Regions from separate parts of the Homo sapiens genome. Here region 2 is linked to region 1. A link is a loop called in an ENCODE intact Hi-C map of the cell type or tissue named here. Cell type or tissue: GM12878. All regions are shown on one strand.

What was found. Peaks named below come from ENCODE experiments on the same cell type or tissue, not always from the same donor. Only the 100,000 strongest peaks of a DNase experiment are listed, where the experiment ranks them.
Region 2: it touches region 1 in a loop (4-fold over the local background); 2 of 110 quality-filtered maps call a loop at or near these places.

The regions. Positions count from the first base shown.
Region 1 is chr11:115,994,913-115,997,412 of GRCh38, forward strand. No RefSeq gene overlaps it. Among named protein-coding and RNA genes, the nearest start is that of LINC02703, 77 kb to the left of the region's middle. RefSeq lists enhancers at 1,316-1,415, 1,939-2,088. In GM12878, no CTCF peak of the experiment used is centred here; DNase peaks (open chromatin) are centred at 1,449 and 2,088; H3K27ac peaks cover 1,860 bases.
Region 2 is chr11:115,868,691-115,871,190 of GRCh38, forward strand. All of the region lies in intron 2 of LINC02698 (long intergenic non-protein coding RNA 2698), which reads left to right. Among named protein-coding and RNA genes, the nearest start is that of LINC02703, 50 kb to the right of the region's middle. RefSeq lists a silencer at 1,362-1,411. In GM12878, a CTCF peak has its summit at 1,286; a DNase peak (open chromatin) is centred at 1,301.

The DNA.
Region 1 (2,500 bases):
GCCAGTTACCTGGCCATACTGAGGGGCAAGTAGGGAATGGGTCCTGGTCAATGCTAAGGGGTTAGACACAAGATGATGAGACTAGAGAAGGTTCTCTGGAGCTACAGGTTGGGGATCAGAAGTGCTACATTCAGACACAACCATGATATATTATATGGATAATACGCCCCACCAGTCAATGCAAAAGACATCATACCTTATCCTTCTTGATACTGTTTAAAAATTGGATATTCCCACACCACCCACATAGATATTTTATACTTACTTTAATAAGTTCAATTTAACTGTGTGTGTGTGTGTGTGTGTGTGTGTGTGTGTATGTGTATGTGTGGATGAATAAGGCATGGCATTAGGGGTACAAAAATGAGAAATACTAAGTCCCTCCCCTCATGGCTCTGGCAGTCTGATAGAGAAAGGGGAAATAGGGAAAGAAAACTAACATTTATTAAACATCTACCACTAACATAAATTAAAGAGACCAGTAGAGGGAAACACAGATAGATCACATATATTTGCTATGATATAAAGAAGAGATTTTTTATAGTTTAATACAACTCAAAATATTAAAAGGACAGAATTTCTGGGCCAGTTGGACTAAATGGGTGGTTTCTCTTGGCTCAGACCAGGAAAAAGAAATCTGATAAGAATTGGTCTTATTACTCTTTTGATGATCACCTTGTTTACCCATCAAGGAGGGTTTGGGAAGGACCCAGGAACTCAGCTTATAGACTTTGGCCATTGACAGTTTCCAAAACCAAGAATATAGAACCCAGAGAGATGGATAATATGGGAGAGTTGTCAATTCATAAAATGCTTTAGCAATACCCAGAGACTCATGGGAGTGAATATTACCATCCTCTACTTGGCATGCAGATACTATAATTTACAACATGAAGTTTACATAAAAGGAATTGTTCTCTCTGATTGGCATTTGGGAGATGGGCCCTGATGATAAGTGCACTCCTTTGCAGGGCTGGCCAATAATATTTCAGTCCCTGGCCTTTTCAAACCACTTTGTCAGAGGCTCTGCAAAGATGCATTGATTTATCTTGTGACAACAATAAAGAATTTGAGATCCTGGCAGGAAAACCAGAGGAGAAATCCAGCAGGGTTTTAAATCCGGGACCAAAACTTGGGAGAGAAATGTGAATTGGTTATGCATCCAGAAGAGATAGTTGAATCCATGGAAGGGTGATTATTCCCTCACTTGGAAGTAAAGGAGGAACAGCAGAAAAGGGAAGACAACTTATAGGAATCTGGATGTTGCGGGAGAAAGAGGATGCAGAGAGGAAACTGGAAATGAGATGTTAATTTCTTAGAAACAAATGAAAAGGAAACCATGGAAGTAAAGAGTTTCACAAAGGAGGGCACAGCAAGTTCAAATGTGGCCAAGACACTATGAGATGGAGAACCGAGAAAAGGCCCTTGAAGCAGGTGGTGAAAGACATCACTGATCATCTCTGTGACAGCAGTTTCACTAACACTAACAACTGTACAGTGTTTTTCAGTTCATGGGGAGAAAACGTCTTCCTCATCTATTAGCTCATCTGATGCTCATAACAAATGTGATGAAGAAAGCGAGGTTCGGATAGTAAGTGGCTGATCCAGAAACTGATCCAGGCCTTCTGATCTCAAATCATATTCTGTTTCTGCTGTGTTACATGGTTGTCTTTCAGAAAAGCACCTTGGGGTTGAAGTTGGACTGTAAGAAAGGTGTGAGGTGCAAGGATGTGGCCAAGGTCAAGGGCAACAAGACTAGAGCATCCACTTTACAAATTTGAGTGAATGGAGGCTGACTAGTAATTTTAGGGACTTTTTTGTTCTAGGATAAAAATACTTATAAATGTTTAGAACCAATAAAAAGCAAAGATTGGTTACCAAGAGAGATGGAGGAAGATCCTAGAAGGGGGAGAAGGGAAATGGGACCAAGAACACATGTGGAGGACTATGTCACAGCAAGACAGAGGGCCTTTGAGGGTGTAAAGGCAGAAGAAACGCTGTGCTGGAGAAAAGAGAACTTGAGGAACACCCTATTGTTGGAGGAAAACACAGTGAGGTCATCTTCTGAAGCTAAGAAGGGGAAGGAAAGCTGCTGTGGGGCATTTTCTTCATGGCCTCCTGACACCCTCCTGGGGTTCGAGAAGTCACGGAGATGACTCAACACAGCACTGCCACTTTTTGTCACTGGCTGTTTTCTTTGGGATAACTATGGTATAATGTAAACAGTACTGGGCTTGGGCACCCAACACTCAGAGTACAGTTTTGTCCCTGAGAGGTCTCGTTGGCTTTATGTCCAGGAACTCCAGCTCCTGGACACTGCATCTGAAAATTGCACTGTTATCTCAAATTCAATGGGACAGAATCCAGCAGAAAATAACAGAATCTTAAGTGCCAGAAAAATTACCTGGTCTAATTCTTGGATTCCCTCTGTAATATACCCTACCAATTGCCCTGCTTGATCATTTCCTGTGACAAGGTACTCACTACTTCTTTAGGCAGC
Region 2 (2,500 bases), 130 kb before region 1:
TTTTTTATTCTTTTTTTACTTTTAGCTGACTGAGTTATTTCAAAAGACATGTTTTCAAGTTTTGAAATTCTTTACTCCACTTGACTTATTCCATTGTTGAAGCTTTCAAATTTATTTATTTATTTATTTTTTAATGAATTCTTCAGTTCCAGAATTTCTGTTTGTTTTTTTTTAATGTTATTTATTTCTTTGCTAAGCTGCTCATTCATGTCCTGAATTGTTTTTCTGAGGTATTGTTTTTATGTGTTCTGTTTTATCTTACTGAGCTTCTTTAATATCATTACTTTAACTTACTTATCCAGGATTTCATAAATTTCTTTTTGATTGGAACCTGGTTGCTGGAGAATTATTACGTTCCTTTGGAAGTGTCATATTTTGAAGTGTCATATTTTACTTGCTTTTTTATGCTTCTTGTGTCCTTATGTTGATATCTGTGCATCTGGTGTAACAGTCACTTCTTGAATTTTTTAAAATTTTGCTTTTGTAGGGGACAATTTTTCCTAAAGATATATCTATGATTTCAGTTGGGTAAGGCACTTTGGCTTTGATTCTGAGTATGTGCAGTAGTGTAGTCTTCATGTGACTTATTTGGCTGTACACAGCACCAGTGGTTTCTGTGATTTCCTCAGTGGCTTAGGGTGTGGTTGTTGACGAAGGATGTAGTGATGTTTTTCTGGGGATGGGGATACCAGGTGGGCCTCTCCTTGGGCCCCAGTAGTGGCAGTGGCAAGCTGAGCATGCCTGTCCTTGGGATCCAGGGTGGCATATTCTGGCACGGATGTTAGCAGGTTCAGGTCAGCTTATTCTTGGGCTTCCAGGCAGCCTACTCAGGTGCTGTTAGTGGCAGTGGTGGGCTTCGCAGGTGGGTGTGGCATGGGTGATGGAGGTAGCAGTGGTAGCGCTAACCTCTGGGTCCTAAGCAGTCTGCACTGGTGTTGACAGTGGCTGTGATGGGCTAGGTGGCCTAGTCCCCAGGCCTGGAGGTGGCACATGTGGGGAGGGGGGGATGCCACTCTGGTGGTAGCAGAAGGCTAGGTGATCCCACCCTCAGACCCCCAGAAAGACTGCTCAGGTGCCAAGGATGGTGGATCAGGCTGGGTAGTCCCCAGGCCCCTGGATGGCATATTTGGGCACTGAAAAAATGGAACCAGGCCAGGTAAATCTGTCATCAGGACCACTGGTGGTACATGCAGATGCTGTCTGTGGTAGGCCAGGGTGAGGTCATCCCCAGGCCCAAGGCAAAATGTTTAGGTGGGTGTGGCAGCAGCTGCACTGCAGCCCTGCTACTGGTGAGGGCAGTGTTGCTTTCAGCGGCAGCAATCATATGCCGGCAGCTGGGAAATATGCACTTTATTTATGCTTTGGCCCCAGCTGCTATAGCCTGCAGCAGCAGCTGCTGCAAGTGGGGGAGTTTGTCTTTGAGGCATGTGAAAATGCATGGAAACTTTGCTGCTGGTGGCAGCAGGATCTTTGCCAATGGCTAGTGCTTTAGCTCTGGAGGCAGCAGCCAGCTGCAGCAGTGGCTGCAGGTAAGGAATATAAGTTGGGCTCCAGAGATGTGGAAATGCAGGGGCTACTGGGCCCCTGGACGGGATGCAGTGTTGCGGGGGCTGGGCTTTTAATATGGAACCTTGCTGTAGCTGCTTATGGCTTCATGAGGGAAAGGGTGAGCCCTAGTATGAGCTCCCTCTCCGGAGCAATACCTTCACATGGTCTTTAGGCAGCTTCCTATGTTAGTCACAGGGATTGCGAGGGTCTAGGAGTTTTCCTGTAGCTAAGATGCAGGAGTCCATGGTTGGAATGTACATCACTGGAGGTCACTTGCTTACTCTTTCCCTGCATTAGAGAGCCTCTCCAGGCTCTCAGCCAATCCTACTGAGCAGTCTGCCTTGCTTCCCTCTCTTTTCCGTGCTTTAAGTGTTTTCTGTTACTTCTATATTGAATTCCAGTGCTCTCTCTTTGATGATCTATTTGAAGTGTGATTATCTACTCACTATTTGGTTCTTCTTTGTGGAAAAGGCGTTTACCAGATGCCTCTAGTCAGCCACCTTGAAGCCCCTCAACATTAAATTTTGAAAAAGTTGCAGCGTAGTATATATAGTATGAAAGCAATATATAAAAACACACATGCATGTATACACATATACATGTGTGTATATACATATACATATGCACAAGCACAGTTATAAACTTATATAGAATATATATTACACATTAATATTATTTACTATATAATACACCTAGACTGTTAAAATATATATTTGTATATTTTTATACATCTATATATGTCAAAGTGTGTTCGCGTGTATGTATGTGTATATCTCTGTGTGTGTGTATATTTATATATATATATATACATTTTTTTTTTTCACAGTGATTATCCCTGAGGAGTGGCATTGGGGGGAAGGTGTGCAAAACCAGGAAATTTTTACTCTTTGATTATAAACTTCTCTAGTGTTAGACTTTTTTTTTTTTTACAGTTAGCAAGCATTACTTACAT